2 separate regions of the Homo sapiens genome follow, and region 1 is linked to region 2. A link is a loop called in an ENCODE intact Hi-C map of the cell type or tissue named here. Cell type or tissue: HepG2. All regions are shown on one strand. Each heading gives the region's core, and the rest is flanking DNA. Links, peaks and the distances in the headings are about the cores only. Region 1 has its middle 34 kb from the start of ADGRF1. Region 2 holds the start of TNFRSF21 (TNF receptor superfamily member 21).

The links. Peaks named below come from ENCODE experiments on the same cell type or tissue, not always from the same donor. Only the 100,000 strongest peaks of a DNase experiment are listed, where the experiment ranks them.
Region 1: it touches region 2 in a loop (5-fold over the local background); 4 of 110 quality-filtered maps call a loop at or near these places.

What each region holds. Positions count from the first base shown.
Region 1 is chr6:47,071,080-47,080,710 of GRCh38, reverse strand. No RefSeq gene overlaps it. Among named protein-coding and RNA genes, the nearest start is that of ADGRF1, 34 kb to the right of the region's middle. In HepG2, for the core only: a CTCF peak has its summit at 7,466; DNase peaks (open chromatin) are centred at 3,710, 4,550, 5,410 and 7,340; H3K4me3 peaks cover 928 bases.
Region 2 is chr6:47,305,441-47,315,071 of GRCh38, reverse strand. It overlaps TNFRSF21 (TNF receptor superfamily member 21), which reads left to right and starts at 5,167. Exons shown (of 6, transcript NM_014452.5): 1 at 5,167-5,656. The coding sequence starts at 5,561. RefSeq lists enhancers at 4,905-5,199, 5,151-5,330, 5,494-6,216 and a silencer at 5,471-5,700. In HepG2, for the core only: a CTCF peak has its summit at 5,022; a DNase peak (open chromatin) is centred at 5,081; H3K4me3 peaks cover 3,783 bases; H3K27me3 peaks cover 2,353 bases.

The sequences.
Region 1 (9,631 bases), core at 465-8,464, 230 kb after region 2:
AAACAATTCTCCTGTCTTGGCCTCCCAAAATGCTGGGATTACAGGCATGAGATACTGTACCCAGATAAGGACTAGTGTTTTTATAAGAAAAGGAAATTTGGAGACACAGAGAAACACTAGACATGTATACACACAGAGAGATGATGATGTGAGAACACAGTAAAAAGGTGGCCATCTGCAAGCCAAGGAGAGTTCCCCCAGAGAAACCAACCCTACCAACACCCCAATCTTGGACTTTCAGCTCCAGAATTGTGAGAAAATATAGTTTCTATTGTTTAAGCCACCTGGTCTGTGGTATTAGGTTACAGTAACCCTAACAGACTAACACACCTCCTATCTTAGTTCAGGCTGCTGTAACAAAATGCTATAGACTGTGTGGCTTAAATAGCAGACGTCTATTTTTCACAGTTCCTGAGACTGGGAAGTCCAAGATCAGGATGCCGGCATGGCTGGCTTCTGGTGGAGGCCCTCTCCCTGGCTCGCAGACAGCCATCTTCTAACGGTGTCCTCAAGTGGTGGAGAGACAGAGGGCTCAGTTTTCTTTCTCTTATAAGAGCACCAATCCCATCATGGGTACTTCGCCCTCATGACCTTATCTAAATCTAATCATCTCCCAAGGCTCCTACCTCCAAATCCCATCCCACTAGGGACTAGAACTTCAACATATGAATTCTGGGGGGACACAGACATTCAGTCCATAGCACTTCTCTTTGAATCTGGCTGGTCCTTTATGGGTGCCTGGACCAATACAGTAAGGCAGAAGTGACACTGTGACTTTCAAGGATAGGTCATAAAAATACCAAGTGCGTTCCCCTTGTTCTCTCGAAATGCTCCTTCTTGGAATCCAGAGCCATGAGGAGGAGAGGCCACCTTGTGGAGAAACCACGTATAGGTGTTCTAGCCTAAAGCCAACACCATCGTGAGCCTTCAGATGACTTCAGTCCTCAGCAGTCATCGTCACCCCCGAGTGTTCAAGCTACACCAGCTGATACCATGTAATATAGTGACAAGTTGTCCAGCCAAGCTTTGCTCACATTGTAGATTCGTAAGGGAAATGAATGATTGCTGTTGTTTTCCGTGACTAAGTTTGGGGTGGTTTTTTACCCAGCACCTAGGTCCCTTTTACTGAGCCAGTGTATCCATCCTTCACCAGATAAGAGTGTGGGCTGCTAACAGTTTACAGCTGCTCCTTCTTCCTTCAGAGAATTACTATAGGCTGACTGGAGTCCCAAGGGAGGTTACGTTCACCACCCTCAGCCCAGGGGCAGCCTGCAGCCAATGAGCGGTACATAGGTGGTCCCCTTGCCTGAAGCAGAACCAACTCTGGGGTACATTTCACGCTCCCTGAGATTAGGGTGAAGCCGGAGCTCAGGTGAGGACATTCTTGTCTAGCTCTTTCCCTGCTCCGTCTCCTTCCTGCTCTCCCTTTCTTCTGAGACTCCCCTCAATAAATCGCATGTGCTGAAATCCCTGTCTCAAACGCTGCATCTAGGTGTCTGATCTAAAACAGGGACAAACGGGAGATATTAGGCAGAGTCAGGGAGAAATCTTCCCCAGCCATCTGTTGATGGCTCTGCTGCCCAGACATATCTTGTTAATATTTTACTATACATGAAATTATCTAATACTTGTAAAGCATTTAGTAAATTCCCCAGCTTATAGTAAGCACTCAATAAGTGTTAGCCATTATTACCATATCTCTCAGTACTTTTTTTTGTTTTTTTTTTTTGAGACAGGGTCTCACTCTGATGCCTAGGCTGGAGTGCAGTGGCATGATCTTGGCTCACTGCAACCTCTGCCTCCGGGTACAAGTGATTCTCCTGCCTCAGCTTCCTGAATAGCTTAGATTGCAGGTATGTGCCACCATGCCCAGGTAATTTTTGTATTTTTAGTAGAGACTGGGTTTCACCATGTTGGCCAGGCTGGTCTCAAACTCCTGGCCCCAGTGATCTGCCCGCCTGGCCTCCCAAAGTGCTGGGACTACAGGTATGAGCCACCACGCCCAGCCTCCGAGTACTTTTTCTATATTTAATAATAATGTCTATTGAGTACATATTATATGTCAGGCACTGTTTGAATTATATTTCATGTATAACCTACTTAGTTCTCACAACAAGCTTATTTGGTAACAGGTAATATTATGATTGAGGCAAATGAGTCTCAAAGAAATTAAATAACTGATCCAAAGATATACAGGAAATAAGAGACAGAACTGCAAGTGTTATACATATGCTCATATTATATTTTAATAGTCAGTTCACTAACCTTTTTGTGACCAATTGCCTAAGTGTGAAGCAGGATACTTCACTGCATTTTAAAGAGCTACGAATATGTATAGTGGTTCACTGCAGCTCTTACTTCATTCTCCTATCCTGGGAGCTACCATGCTCACAGACTTCTTGGTAACATCATTTATTTTGATTCTTTCTTACTGAAGTGCCTCACCTCTTCTCTCTACTTATCTAAACCTAACTATCCTTTAACATTCACTTCAAAGCCTATCTCTCCAAACATGAAATCCCATGTTAATTACTTCACTATTCACAATAGCCCAAATGCAGAAATGTCCATCAATGGATAAATGGATTTAAAAAATGGGCTATACACATAATATGGAATATTATTCAGCCTTAAAATGGAAGAAAATCCTGCAATATGTGACACCACAGATGAACCTGAAGGACATTAGGCTAAGCGAGATAATCCAGTTACAGAAGGACAAATGTTTCATGATTCCACTGATACGAAGGATCTGAAAAATAGTCAAATTCATGGAAGCACAGAATAGAATTGTGGTTGCCAGGGGCTAGGAGGAGAGGCAAACGAGGAGTTGCTGTTCATTGGGTATACAGTATACAGTCTCAGTTATATAAGAAGAATATATTCTAGAGATCTAGTGTGCAACATCATGCCTATAGATAACAATACTGTATTATACACTAAAATGTGTTAAGAAGATAGATCCCAGGTTAAGTATTTTTACCACAATAAAATTTAAAAGAAAAAAAAGAAAACCCTAAGTTCTATTCGTCCATGTTGTTTTACCTGATTTCTGATGCACTTGCTCATTTCTTCTGCAGTGAACTCCTTCAGTATTTATTGGATATGTAAGTTATTTCTGCCTCTATTTCCTGCCACTGCTGATCCCTATACTGATGATTCTGTTTCCATCAGTCACACTGAGAGCATTTTGAAGGCAGGAGCAAAACTTATGTATTTGTTATTTCTCCAGTATCTTGCATAGTGCCTGTGACAAGGCAGATTCTTGATAGAATTTTGTTGATTGCATGAATAAATCAATAAACTATTTCATAGATGTGCATGTTTCCTATCTTTAATCTCAATTATAAGATCGTCGAAGTCCAGACCTGGTTTTTAATTTCTTTTGTCCCTCATTATGTTCAACAAATGCTAGATCTGTTGCAGAAATACTCATGGAACTGAACTAGAATTGTCTGCCCTGAAGGATTGGTCACATTTTACTCTTGCTCTGGGAAAAGGATAACTCTCTGTCAAAGGGAAGCAGTCCCACGTGAAAGCCTACATGGAATTAGCAAAATATTTAATCTCTGAGCTTGCTGCACAGCCTGCTCTATGTGTACTGTTTCTATAACTCTGCATGTGACCAAATGTCCTTGAGTTGACCTTGTGGGGATATGTAAACCGTGGGACTCAAGGAGGGATGTTTGTGGGAGGAGGGGATCATGTGATGTGGAGCAAACTTTATTTGCAATTCCCTGACTCTAGAGTGATTTCTGGGAAGTGGCAAGAGGTGACTCCACAAAGAGCCTTGCCGGCTTCTACAAAGACTTGACTTTTTGTGGGGATGGCATTCTGCCAGGCTGAGAGGAAGTAGAAAGTAAAGGGGCAGCTCACTCCAGGTCCCATCCTGACTCGCACCAGTTTTTTAATGCCAGTTTTTAGCATGAAGCTTCTCCTTCACAAGCTGAAGGCTGAGCTAAAGGAATACTGGTATGACCCTTTGTACCGAAGACCGAACTCATTCATTTCTATAAATAAAAACCAATTTTAAAAATGCATCAAGGAGCTTGCTATTCAGAGTATCACAGTGCATACTTTTGCAGCGTGAACTGTCTGATCCCCCTCAACTTTATCACTTTCGTAAACATACATGATCAATATTGTAGTTTGTTCAAATAAATTTATGCTCATTTTCGATGAATAGAAAAAGGCCACAAGGTACAAGGGACTTAGGAAAGTACATGAAGCTTTAGAGAATATTTCAAACTTGTTCCTATTGGGGTGCTTGGATAGCTTCAATTTCAACTTCGAGGTTATTATATGTGCATGCTGCTGTCAGCTAGAAGAGATGAAGCCTCCATGGTTTGGGGTCAGGGTTGGAATAGGGTAGGGAGAAGTTCTGGGCAATTCGCAGCTGTAGGAAGTGCGTGTTCTCTCTTAATTTTGTTTACTTAAAAAGAGAAAAAGAAATCCACATGTCTCTTTGAAGCCCTGTGGGACTGTTTTCACTGTGAGCACACAGAGAAAGCCTGGGATTGTTCCTGGAATGCTGGTCTCACCATTTATTGTCCTTGAATTTAATGCCTGCTTTGCATTTGGGATAAAGATTCATTCATTCCTGTGCCAAGAAATAAAGAATCCCATTGTCTTCCTGCCCAAATTGTTCCAAGACCATCTTTTTTTCCAAGGCCAACAAGCCCAGATAACATCTTGCATGGCCCCATGATCTGGTGTCCAAAAGGACGTTGTACCCTCTCTTGTCAGAGCTTTTCCGCCACAATACTGTTACACAGAGTAGACCTGCTCCTCTCAGCACCAGAAACCTCATCTCTTTCACAGGGATCCTTAATCACCTCTGCAGATTGCCAAACCAGACATACTGCAATTCACTGAAATGACGGCCGTGTCATTTTAATAGAGTGGTGAGCCCTTGGTGGCTGCCGACTAGATCCAGGGGGAGAAATGAGTGTTGCTGTTTTGCATGCTGTGACATGCTTTATCTCAGAATATTCCTTGATTACTCACAAGAATAAAGGCCAGTTTAATTAAAATGAACACAGAAGTATGAAAAAATCACGGGCAAAAGGGGTTCCAAATAAGTTGGTGATTTCTTCAAGCTAAAACCACCCCCAGGGGCTGCAGCCTAAACACATTTCTTTTTCCTTTCTAACAGAATGTTCCTGTTCATTTAGAGGGTTTAATTCCAACCATCATGAAAATGGCCACGTTGTTTCTTCCACATCCCTTCCACATCTGCCCTCCTAAACCTTCATCCTTTCCTTCAAGCCTTCCTCTGCCAAAGAGCTACTGGCCTCCAACTTCTGAGAGAAAATGGAAGATATGCCCCCTCCTCCCCGCCTCTCTCTTCCTTCAGTTTCACACAAAGACAGTCTTTCTCCAGTTTACTGCTAGTCCCGCCTCTTGTATTCCTCATCCAAATGTCTCCTCTAGGAACTTGTTCCAAGTTATTTCTGCTTTCCATTGCATCGTCCTTTTCTCTTTCAACTGGCTCCATTTCCATGTGCTATAAAAATGCTCAGTTCTCTTTCATCTTTTTTTTTTTTTTTTTTGAGATAGAGCTTTGCTCTGTTGCCCAGGCTGGAGTGCAGTGGTGCGATCTCGGCTCACTGCAACCTCCGCCTTCCAGTATCAAGCGATTCTCCTGCCTCAGCCTCCCGAGTAGCTGGGATTACAGGCACTCACCACCATGCCCAGCTAATTTTTGTATTTTTAGTACAGATTAGGTTTCACCATGTTGGCTAGGTTGGTCTTGAACTCCTAACCTCGTGATCCACCCGCCTCATCCTCCCAAAGTGCTGGGATTACAGTCGTGAGCCACCACGCCCGGCCCTCCTTCATCTTTTAAAAACACCCCTCCTCACCTTTACTTAACCTGTGTCTTTCTCCTCTTCTTCCCCAATACTTTTCCTTCTTCCCTTCCCCTCCTGGATAAGGTCCTTCAAAGGATCCTTTCTATTGGACATGTCTACTCCTACCTACATTTTGCAGGCTATATTTTCCACAACATTGGTTTCCTCTTTAAACCCTCAGCCTCCCACACAACAACTCTCCCACTCGTAGCCCACAATTCCAATGAAATGGTTCTGAAACAAGGCACGAAATATCTTCTTTATTTTCTTTTTTAAAAAATAAATTTTGTTATGTATATTTGAGGTTTGCAACAGATAGATAGTAAAATGGTTACTGCAGTGAAGCAGATTAACAGGTCTATCATCTCATACAGTTACATTTTGAAAATGACCTTCTAATTGTTAAAGGCAAAGGACTTGTTTTAGCCTCACCTTGTTTGGATTTTTACATAGTATTTGTCTCCATCAATTACTTTTTGAAATTCTACTCTTGATTTCCATGACACCATCACCTCTTACTTCTCCTTCTCGAGAATTTCTCCCTACCCTATTCCAACCCTGACCCCAACCCAAGGAGCCTTCATCTCTTCTGGCTGACAGCAGCATGCATATATAATGACCTTGAAGTTGAACTTGAAGTTCCCAACAGGAACAAGTTTGAAATATTCTCTAAAGCATCATGAACTTTCCTAAGCCCCTTGTACCTTATGGCCTTTTTCTATTCATCGAAGATGAATACTTTTCCTTCTCACTCTCTGATGATTCCTTCCCACCCCCATCCCCAGATTCCTTAGGGTCCTTGGGTCTCATCCCTTCTCAATCTCCTGTGGCAATTTCCTCCATGTCCATGGTTCCATCTTCTACCTACATACTGATGGCCCCTATATTTATATCTCCACCCCAGACTTTCCCCCTAAGTTCCAACTGTTTCCTTCAAGATCTCTTCCCCTTGGCAGCTCAAACTCAACACACCCCAAATTGCACTTACCTTTCCTATAAATCTTGTACCCCAATCTGCAGAATGACACCACCATTTAAATCGGAAACCTGGGGGTCATCCTCCCTCTTCCTCTTTCCTTCACCTCCTATGGTTTCCTAGTCAGTTACCACATCTTGTAGACCTGACCTTCCTTGGCAACTCTGATATGTATTTGGTGCTCTCCTCCTCTGTTCCTGTCTTTTTCTTGTATTATTAAAATGCTCCTCTTGCCTCTGGGTTTTTGCGTGTGCGTGTGTGTGTGTGTGTGTGTGTGTGTGTGTGTCTGCAATCGATCTTCCTTAAAGCAGCTGGAGTGAAATTCCTTCAATGGCTTCCTGTTGCTTTTAGGATGCAGTGCATACTCCACAGGGGAAGCAAAAAACCCTATTATCATCTAGCCCCAGCCTGCCCCTCAGCTCTCCATTTATCTCTCACCCACACCTCTTGCACCACAACACACAGACCACAAGCTAAACATATGCTCTATTTTCACTTTGCCCAGATTGACCTCTCTCTATTTACCTTTCCTTATTTGTCTCGTTGCTCAATTTTTCTCTGCCCCCAACCCTCATCTATGCCACATTACCTAAAAATCTGTGTTTTAAGACCCAACTCCAGGGTTATTTCATCTCTAACCACTAGGAGGCTTTTCTTGAATAATACCCCACCCCTACCTCCAGGTACAGCCATTCCCTCCTTTAAACCTCATGGCACTCTGTACATTCTTGAACTTGGATGCCATTGTCCTTTATTACCACCATTGTTCATTTTTGTTTCAGCACTTTTCACAGTGCCAGAATGGAATAAATGTTTCTCTGAATCAGTGAATGGACTCTTAGCATTTCCAGTCTTACAAGGGCAACTTACAAATCTCAAGTAGCAACCGTGGATCAGTTTTGCTCTACAAGATAACTGCCATGAGAAAGGAGATAAAGCTATCTGGCTTGCCTGAGATTTTCAATAACCAAGAGTATGAGTTTTCTCTTAGTTAGCATTTGTGGAGTGCTTACTGAGGGTTAGGTTGTGTGAGAACATTCTCTGCTGTTAGCCAAACATTAAAATAGCTCTTTCAGGATAAGTGCTTTTAATGCTCTTTAATACTTTGAAGATAATTGTAATTTGGGGTTAGGAAACACTTTAGCAATTTAAATTTATAAGTTGTTCAAATTGAGTTTGCATTTTATTTTTACAGGCTAGCAACATAACTAATTTGAATTTGTGCTTTGCTATTTCATTTTTTCAAGCACAGGCCTCACTCCTTGGTAGCTAGGAGGAACACATTCTTAGGTGCCCCGATGTAGAATATTTGCCTAATGGTGTCAGAGAAAAGAAGTCATAGCTGAACCTATTTACTGAGTATTTCCTCTGTACTAGGCACTTTCTTCATATTATCTCATTTAATCCTTACAACAACCCTTGTGTGCAGGGATTCATTTACATAAAAGGAAACTGAGGCTCTGTGCATGCCATTCAATGGAGAGATCCCTCTCCAGCAAAGGGTGTTCATCAAGAGAGTTGTTGGCCGGGTGTGGTGGCTCATGCCTGTAGTCTCAGCACTTTGGGAGGCCAAGGTGGGTGGATCACTTGAGGTCAAGAGTTCTAGACCAGCCTGGCCAACATAGTGAAACCCAGTCTCTACTAAAAATATAAAAATTAGCTGGGTATAGTGACATACACCTGTAATCCCAGCTACTCAGGAGGCTGAGGTGGAACAAAATCACTTGAACCCGGGAGGCAGAGGTTGCAGTGAGCCCAGATTGCACCACTGTACTCCAGCCTGGGTGACAGAGTGAGACCCTGTCTCAAAAAAAAAAAAAAAAAAAAAGAGACTTCTTTGCTCCTGGAGATATTTTTGGGCAGGCAGTGGGATAAGGAGGCAATGGTGTTTGTCTGGGATCTTTTCCAACCACTGGCCTTCAGTACCTGCCAAGTATCCTGGGTCTCACCCTTCCCTGAGACCCTCATCCTTTTGTAACCACCAACGAGAAAGGCCTGATTGTGTCATCTACCCTGATTTGTGGCACCATCTGTTTCCATGTTCCCTGACTACTTTGGGTGCTAGTTTGTTTAATCCTCTGAAATTCAACACTCTTGAAATTCAACTTGAGCCAGATGCTCAAGATCAAATAAACTAATCTTCTAATCTTATAAACTAAACTATTAATGGGTAATGGGGGGAAGATTAGAGAATCTAATCAAGACACAGGCTAAGAATCTCTATCTTCCCCATCTATTTCAAAAATTCATATTAAATGCTTTCTGGAAACTATGTCTTACAGTGCCAGTGTTGTTTACCCTAAGGACGAGTCTTAGGGTACATTTTAAGGCATGAAGTAGGAAAGGGTCATAGTGCAGTTGACCAGAAGATATCCTCTTTTAAGGAAAGTATGGGGCTTTGAGTTGAAAAGCCTCAAATTAGCTAGAACAGTGCTGTCCAATAGAAATATACCATTAGCCACATAGCCACATATGTAATTTAACGTTTTCTGGGAGATGTTATAAAAATGTAAAAAGAAACAGGTGAATTTAATTTTAATAATATATTTTATTTAGCCTAATTGATTAAAATATCATTTCAATATATAATCAATATAAAACTATTCATGAGATATTTTACATTTTCTTAGTACCAGGTCGTTGAAATACAGCATGCATTTTACATACTGGATTAGCCACATTTCAAGTGCTCAGTAGCCACATGTGGCTAATGGCTACCATATTGGACAGTTGCAGCTCTAGCATCTCAGGGTGAAAAGAATACTTAAAAGTCATTACATCCTACAATGCATCGAAAGCCTGA
Region 2 (9,631 bases), core at 504-8,503:
TATCTACTTCTGTTTCCTGGAAAGCAGAGCCAGGAGAGCGCATAGTGCAGCTCCTGATTGTGCCATATGTGGGAATGGGAAAAAGTGAAATTAAATGAACAGGAGGATTTGGAAGCACAAATAAACAAGGCAAAGCAGCTTATTGGGTAAATCAAATTACTGATAGACGTCCTACCTGTGAAATAACTATTCAGGGAAAGAAATTTAAAGGCTTGGTAGATACAGGAGCAGACATGTCAATCATTTCTCTACAGCACTGGCCGTCCACGTGGCCAATTCAACCCACTCAATTTAACATGGTTGGGGTTGGTAAAGCCCCTGAAGTATATCAAAGTAGTTATATTTTGCATTGTGAAGGGCCCGATGGACAACCTGGGACTATTCAACCAATTATAACTTTCTGTACCTATAAATTTATGGGGAAGAGATTTATTACAACAATGGGGAGCACAAATTCTAATTCCAGAACAATTATATAGCCCTCAAAGTCAACATATGATTCATGAAATGGGGTATGTACCCGGAACAGGACTAGAAAAAAAAATTTGCAAGGTTTAAAAAGTTCCCGCCAAAGATTAGGATATCATTTTTGATGGCAGCCATTGTTAAGCCTCCAGAACCTATACCTTTAGAATGGTTAACAGATAAGCCAATTTGGATAGAACAATGGCCGCTAAGTAAAGAGAAACTGGAGGCTTTGGAGAAATTAGTTACTGAACAATTAGAAAATGGGCACATAGCTCCAGCATTTTCTCCTTGGAATTCTCCAGTTTTCGTAATTAAGAAAAAATCAGGTAAATGGAGAATGTTAACTGACTTCAGAGCTATCAATTCAGTTATATAACCTATGGGAGCATTACAGCCAGGATTGCCTTCTCCTGCTATAATTCCAAAAAATTGGGCTTTAATAGTCATAGATTTAAAAGATTGTTTCTTTACTATCCCTTTAGCTGAGCAAGACTGTGAACAGTTTGCATTTACAATTCCTGCAGTAAACAACATGCAGCCTGTTTTCATTGTTTTACAGATGGGTCTAGTAATGGTAAATCTTCTTATTCTGGATCAAAAGGTAAAGTTTTTCAGATGCCCTATACTTCAGTTCAAAAAGCAGAGCTTGTAGCTATAATTGAGGTATTGACTGCTTTTGATATGCCTATTAATGTGATTTCTGATTCTGTTCCTATAATTGGGGCAGAATCAGGTTTACAAAAAAATTGGGGCAGAATCAGGTTTACAAAAAAAATTGGGGCAGAATAGGTTTACAAAAACCTATTTGTAAACAGGATTGGACCCAGTTAGAAAAAATGAACGTACTTGTTTAGGAAGATTGCATTGCAGAACAGGCAGAGGTGCTGCACAACGATTCCTATGGAATCATTATTAATTCGTCCCCTAAGGGGACGTTTAGCTTGAATTGCACCTCTCAGTCTGCATGCCACGGCCACACTATGTTCAGATGATCTGAACAAAACGGTCAGATGGTAGAAATGATAAGAACTACGGCAAAAGTTCCCATTACCTGGAACCATGGTGGTATAGCAGCACCTCAGCCTCAAATGATATAGCCCGCTCTAGGAGCTTAACATAAGGAATTAAAATTAAAAGAACAAATGTTTAAAGCATCGCAGGCACACCTGACCTTAATGCCAGGAACTGGAGTGCTTGAAGGAGTTACAGACAAATTAGCAGCTAGTAACCCATTACAATGGATAAAAACACTTGGAAGCTCTGTGATTTCAATGACGTTTGTGCTTTTAATCTGTGTTGTTTGTCTTTGTATAGTCTGCAGATGTGGAACCTGACTCCTGCGAGAAGTAGCTCACCATGACAAAGCTGCCTTTGCTTTTATCGATTTGCAAATCAGAGAAGGGGGACATGTTGGGAGCAGGCCCCCCAAAATCTGGCCATATACTGGCCTCAGAACTGGCCATAAACAAAATCTCTTTTGCACTGTAACATGTTCATAATGGCCCTAACGCCCAAGCTGGAAGGTTGCAGGTTTACAGGAATGAGGGCAAGGAACACCTGGCCCACCCAGGGCGGAAAACCACTTAAAGGCATTCTTAAGCCACCAACAATAGCTTGAGCGGTCTGTGCCTTAAGGACATGCTCCTGCTGCAGTTAACTAGCCCATCCTATTCCTTTAATTCAGCCCACCCTTCGTTTCCCATAAGGGATGCTTTTAGTTAATCGAATATCTATAGAAACAATGCTAATGACTGGTTTGCTGTTAATAAATATGTGGGTAAATCCCTGTTCGGGGCTCTCAGCTCTGAAAGCTGTGAGACCCCTGATTTCCCACTTCACACCTCTATATTTCTGTGTGTGTGTCTTTAATTCCTCTAGCGCCACTGGGTTAGGGTCTCCCCAACGGAGCTGGCATTTTCCTGCCAACTTTCTGTCATTCCCTCATAGATCGGCTCAGGATGTTTGTCATGCAGCAGTCATTTCTCAAAATGTGGACAATTGTTATTTTCATTATAAAGAACATGAAATTTTACTAGACCTTCTGAAAGTGTGCAGGATAAGTTAAAAAAATAATTAAGACAAGATGGTAAATCTGGTGATTTCTTTTTTTTTTTTTTTTTTTTTTTTTGAGACGGAGTCTCGCTCTGTCGCCCAGGTCGGACTGCGGACTGCAGTGGCGCAATCTCTGGTGATTTCTTCAGTATCCAGATGTATATATCAGATTTTTAACAAGAAAGATAAAATAGAAAAAAATGAAAGGTTAGGAAAGCATTAATTGGAATGTACTAAGGACGAGGAAAGAATTAGCAATGATTTTTGAGGTTGGAAAACTAGAAAAATTGTACAACATTGGCAGAAAGAGAGAAAGTCCAAAGGTAGGATGGAGGGTGGAGATAGAGTAATTTTTATGGCAAAGATGACATTGGATTAACTCATTTAGGCCTTCCTTTAAAATTTAGCTATAATTATGATTTATCAACACATATCTCCTCTTTCCTTGGAACTTTGGGAGAAACTTCCTTATGTATCATTGAATTTTTATCCTTTCCCAGAAAACAGACATGTCTAAGTTACCACATTGAAAATGTGGCAATGAATTATTTAATGGTTGCAGCATTGTTACTTCAAAATGGAAGGCATGTATACATTTCAATTCAAAGTAATAAAATTTCACACTGCATCTAGATTCAAATTATCTATAATCTATCACTCTATAGAGGGACATGTATTTAAATGTTAGTAGTAAACAGAATTGAGTAAATTTTTTCATCTCTCAAAATGTATATTAAATTTCAACTTGATATGATCAATGGAACACCAGGAATTCATGAAGTTTCAAAGTGGTCCAAGCACAAATAAACAATTTTCTTTTAGTTTTAGGAAGACAAATAGTTGAGAAGAACTTCTTATACCTGCATAGTAACCCAGACACTAAACTCTAAAGTTGCCCAACTCTTTAGAGCAAATCAATCATATATTACCACGAAAAATGTGAGTTTGGATGCAAGGAGTAAAATGGACTAAATAAAAACGTATTTGAAGCTCCTCCTCCTCTTTAATACCTATGTAACTTCTTAAAAAAAAACAACCCAACCTTATAATAGTATTGGCCAGTCATTTGAATTTTTGAAGAAAAAATTGATACAGTTATGCATGAAAACACAGCATCTATCCCTCACTCTTTCAACTTCTGAAAATAGCTAGAGAGTGGCAAGTCCAACCATCATCCTTTCCCCAAAACTCCATAATTAATGGTAATATTTTCTAGAACTCCTTTGAATTTCACTAGAGGTTATATATTGTAGCTTTTTTCCCACTCTAACATTTATAGACAATACTGACAAATGTTTGAAATAATAGATTGGAATTAACCCTCATATTAATTTTAGCTTCTACCAAAGTGTGCATAGAGCAAAGAATCAAAGGACAACATGTTAACTAATAAAGCAAATAATTGGTACCTATGACTTAGCAAGTTACCTTTATTAGCACTGGGTGTTGGATCTTGAAACTGATAGTTTAAAAAGTGTGATTCTTTTGAAATGGGACCAAAGGAGCCTAGGATAAGCCCAGCACCATAGGGCTCCCAATTGAGGGGTGTGGACTGGATGGCTGAAGAGGTAATATCAATACAGTGTGCCATGTGCTGTCAGTACCTAGATGATGGATAACACGATACCAGAAATGGTGGCCACAGTCAGGAGACTCGGCCTTCCCCCAGGTGAAACAAAGAAAAGGATAACAGCTGCTCTCTTACATTCAGAAGTGTGTGAGATACCAACATCCACGAGAATATTCCAGTTCTCCTTCTGAAGCAGAATACTACCTATTCTACCACCCACATCCTGACAAGGCCTTTGGAAATCAACTCAAAAATTTTTAGCATTATTTTTTGGGGGAAGGGTGATTAAAAAAAATCTCAGGGATAATCCGATTCAAAACTCTTGATTTTTAAATTAGGAAAATGCATCTTTTGATACATTTCAAGGAGTTCAAAAGTCCCTCCAAGACCATCCATGGACCCAACACCAATGACTCTGGGTTTTAAATCCTTTTAGTTTGGATTTCCTTAATTGCATTCATAAGCCCATATTAAAATTAAAATATAAAAAATTAAAATCTTTGCCCCATATTAAAATCACCCTGAAAACTTAAAAAACAAACAAACAACAACAACAACAAACCTCAATGCCCAGACCAGATCCTGTCCTGTTCCAATTAAATCAGAGTCTCTAGAGGTGGGACCCAAGAATCAATATATATGTTTTGAACTCTCCAGGTGATTCCACAGGGCAGCAAAGTTTGAGAAGCAACACACAGGTCTCCTTTTTCGTCACGCAGTTGATCTAAGTGCTCTGTGGTCTATTCACCATCGCTCTCTGATTTAATCATCGTGTCCGAAACAATGGAAAGGCGTATGTAGCTGAAATAATTTAGTTGGAATTATCTCGGAAAAAATAAGTAAAGTTAGATCAGGAGTGAGATGCTTTCTCAGCGCTTTCCCTGGGTCAACAGGCGCGTGCAATTTCCTCAGCGAACGCCAAGGGGCACCCTCTCCCTCCCCGCTCTACCTGGAACGCCTTCGCCTTTCCAACCGCACAAAGAGCCCGGCCTCCTCCCGGGTGACATCACAAAGGGCCGGTCCCCCGCCCCTTCGGCGCCACCACGTGTGTCCCTGCGCCCGGTGGCCACCGACTCAGTCCCTCGCCGACCAGTCTGGGCAGCGGAGGAGGGTGGTTGGCAGTGGCTGGAAGCTTCGCTATGGGAAGTCGTTCCTTTGCTCTCTCGCGCCCAGTCCTCCTCCCTGGTTCTCCTCAGCCGCTGTCGGAGGAGAGCACCCGGAGACGCGGGCTGCAGTCGCGGCGGCTTCTCCCCGCCTGGGCGGCCGCGCCGCTGGGCAGGTGCTGAGCGCCCCTAGAGCCTCCCTTGCCGCCTCCCTCCTCTGCCCGGCCGCAGCAGTGCACATGGGGTGTTGGAGGTAGATGGGCTCCCGGCCCGGGAGGCGGCGGTGGATGCGGCGCTGGGCAGAAGCAGCCGCCGATTCCAGCTGCCCCGCGCGCCCCGGGCGCCCCTGCGAGTCCCCGGTTCAGCCATGGGGACCTCTCCGAGCAGCAGCACCGCCCTCGCCTCCTGCAGCCGCATCGCCCGCCGAGCCACAGCCACGATGATCGCGGGCTCCCTTCTCCTGGTGAGCGCTTGCGTGGACCGGGGGTGGCGGCGGCGCCGGAGCAGAAGGAACCGCTCTCCGGGAGCCGGGCGGGTCACCGGGCCGGGGCTTAGGGAGGCGCGGGGCCCGGCCGACTGGGTTACGGGCACTGAGGGGTTTCCAAGGGAAGGCAACACACCAGAGGGCCTCGACTAGGTTATTTGGGGGAATCTCAGGGCTCAGCCGGGGCTGGGGAATGAAGACGAATTGTTTTCCTTGCAGTCTGGCTTTGCTGGAGGAGACGCTAGAGGTAGCCGCCCAGCTTCTGCGCATTTGAGGGCTTTTCCCCCTACTCGGCCTACCTCGCGCTCCCCACGCCCGCAGCCACAGCCCCCCACCCATCGGCCACTGCCCCTCTGCGTGGTGTGGGGCCTCGCCGCGGTGTGGGGCTCCCACGGCCGGCCGAGGCCGGCGCTTTGTTGCAGCTGCAATGTCATGTCGGGATGCTACCGCAGTGGAAGACAGTGGTACCGGTGCGCGCCGGACACCGGAGACCTCCGGGTGCTGTCGCGCGGTGCATTCCCGAGCAGGGCGCAAGCCGCCCCCTCCTCAATCCCTTTACCCTCTCTCTTCCCTCTTGGCTCGGGTGGGGTCTCAGGTTCTGTATGCCGAAATATCACCCTTAGACCCACTCTCCGGCGCCTCCAAAGCGCCGGCTTCCAGCCAGCCAGCGCGCCGGCACTGGAATGGGGGGAGGGGGAAGGAGATGTGTGTGAAGGAAGATGAATTTTCTACAGTCTTTCCGATCCCTCGTTTACCTGTGGCTAGGCAGGTGACCCTGCAGGGTGGTGCAGTCTCCCTCATCGTCTAAGCTGCATCCACATCTCGGGTCAATCATCTTGACCAAAAACTTACCCTCAACTTCCCCCAAATTCCCTCCCTTTATTTCCAAATATTGGGGTGAAGGGGCAAGTTAGGTGGAAGAAAATTTGAGATCAAACCCTTGAGCTTCCCTTGCCTATCTTTTATCACTGCAGGAGGGATGGAAATTCTTAGCTAAAAACCGAACAAAAAAACCCCCAAGAAACAAGAGCTTGTTTTCACGACAGGGCTGTGTAAGGGAAAAGCAGGCTTGCTGTCTCCTTCCCCAAAAGGGCTTAACGCCTGGCCAGCCAAGAACTGCTTAGATCTCAGGACATTGCAGTTGCTATGGCCTGGGAATTCATCCTACAGACACTCTGGTTCCTTGTGTGTGTGTTTTAAGAGGAAGAGAGAGACTAAATAAAAGTTTGTTACTGTTAGCATTTATAATGAGGCAAGTCCCAGTCTCCCTTCAGAAACTCTTTTCTGCCCACTTATTAATGGCATGGCCAAGGTTTATATCTTTGAAACAAGTGAAACAAGTGTGGTGGATGGTAAGCAGTAGTCGGGGAGTCTCTTGGGACAATGAACCTGGATTGACAGTCTTGGTGTGGAGAGAAACACATCTAGGTCCATGGGAACACTGATCCTAGTTCAGTGGAGTGAGAACTATCATCATTTCCTTTTTCACAGCTTTAGATCCACTACTATCCACTACTATGTTTCAGGTGCTTCTAACACATCTGATTATTATATGCCTCACAGAGTCCATTCCCAGATTAAATCTTAAGTCATTGTGCAATACTCCATTTATTTTACCTTTTAGCATGAGGTAGGTAATTAAACAAAGGTCTTGATGTAATCAAATGGTAGGTTGCCTTAACTAACTGAGAAAGGGCCCAGCTCCTTTTCTTGAATCATCAGGCTAGGCACCCTGGCTTATGCCTGTAATCCCAGCGTTTTGGGCGGCCAGGGTGGGAGGATTGCTTGAGTCCAGGAGTTCGAGATTTGCCTGGGCAACATAGTGAGACCCCATCTCTACAAGAAATTAGGTGGGTGTGGCGGTGGTGTGCGCCTGTATGCCCAGCAACTCAGGAGGCTGAGGTGGGAGGATGGCTTGAGCCCAGGATGTTGAGGCTGCAGTGAGCTGTGACCATGCCACGGCACTCCAGCTTGAGTGACAGAGTGAGACCCTGTCTCCAAAACCAAAATAAAAAATAAGTCATCAAACTCAACCTACCCTAAAAATTGTGCACTGGATTTGCAACTAAAGACCTGACAATTTAAGTTTGGCTACTTTGAAAAAGATAAAATTTATAATGGGGCTTAGGAGCAGTCTCAAGTTGATAACCAATACAGGATTCCTTATTCTTCTGCTAGCTATGCTAAAAAGACTTCAGGTAAATTCATGAAATGGCATGAGGTTCAGCCCTTCATCCTGAAGGGTGACTGGAGGGTGTGCCAGGAATCAGTAGAGACTATGTTATAATCCCCATCCAGGGTGGGGAGGAAATGCCTTTTGTCTTTCACATTCTTATTCTGCATGCCCAAGTCCACAGCACAGGCTTTGTTAATGTATAAAATGATGATCTCATGATACTGTTCCAAGAAGTATTTATCCCATTGGGATCCTTGGCCATGTGAACATAACGGACATCAGGTACTGGAGCCTGGGTACACGTGGCAGGGTACTCAGAACACTACTGGGGGAGGTGGGCAAGTTAGTGGCCTGCCCACGTATTACAGTTAGATTAAAAAGTAATAATCCCAGTAAAATGTTCTATTTATTATGTCTTTTAATGCTCTTCTTTCAAATATCTCCCTTTTTGTGTGATAATATTTATTGTCATCATTTTTGTGTTATGACTTTTTGTTTGTCATGACCGGCTAACTGCATGAAAAATAGCTTACTATAAGCTTATAAAAATACAAATATATAGGTACACAATATGATATAATATATACACATGTATATAGCAATTGTATATGTATAGAGAGAGCAATTGCTACATGCCAGGTGCTTTGTATACAGTATCTCATTTATTCATAGCATCTTTGTGAAGCAGGTGATATTGTCTCCTTTTTATAGTTGAGAAAATGGAAGCTCCCAGAACTTCATTGGTTTGTCCCAGGCCACACAGCTTGCACGTGATATTGCTGGGGCCAGAACCCAGGACTGCCTGGCTCTTCAGCTCATGTCCTCCCTTAGCCCTGTGCCACACTGCGTGTTTCACAAGTCCAAATTGCTTGATAATGAAATGTAACAACAGAGAAGGCTCACTGGGGAAAAGTTAAGAAGGTGGTTTGGTTTGTTACAGAACGTGAATGAGAATTACAGGAATGCCTTTGGAAGGAAGTATTCTTGCTGCTTGCACTTCTATTTCTGATGAGTGTCTGCATGATAATAGAAAGTAAAACATACACTGAAAGACAAGAGCTGGGTTCAAAAGTCTGGGGCTCAGGTGGACAAAACATTCTTGTTGCTCGACACCCAGTAAGTCTAGTGTGCATGATTGTGCTTTGTCTTCAGAATCTAAGCTTACCTTCCACCATCTTGACTTTACCAATTGTACTATTCTGCCTGAGACACTTACCCTTGCTATATCATATCTCTGTAAGGCAGAGACAAGATCCATGAGAGCTTTAGGTTTGTGCCAGTGATAAGGAATGCTCTAGAATGGCTTGCCCAGAGTGACACTACTTAGTCAGAGATGCCCCTTGCCCTCGGGGAGCTCGCTTTAACTGCATAGGTAGGATTTTGGCAGTGAGGCCCTCAGAAGAGAAGGGAGCCATAATTGGTAAAGATATGAGGTCTGAAGTTTTAGAAAACTCTTTTGCAAGCATTATGAATTCCAGATAGAGGGCTATTTGCTGTTATAGCCTGTCCAGCTGTGCGTTTGCCTAGAAAGTGCCAAGTAATAGTGTTTTTCTCTGTTACTGAAACTAGACATGTAGCTTAGTGCTACCTCCTGACCATCATTTATCAAAGTACATTACCTCGTACATTGGCAATTCACTTTGGCTGTTTGGGCAGGTGTGGAGTGGTCTGGTGGGGGCTGAAGTTCTGAATCATGTCAAGACTTGGTGGCAAATTCGAGCAGAACTTTAAATTAGAGCTGATATTATATCCAAAAGATTTTCTCTCTCCTATATATC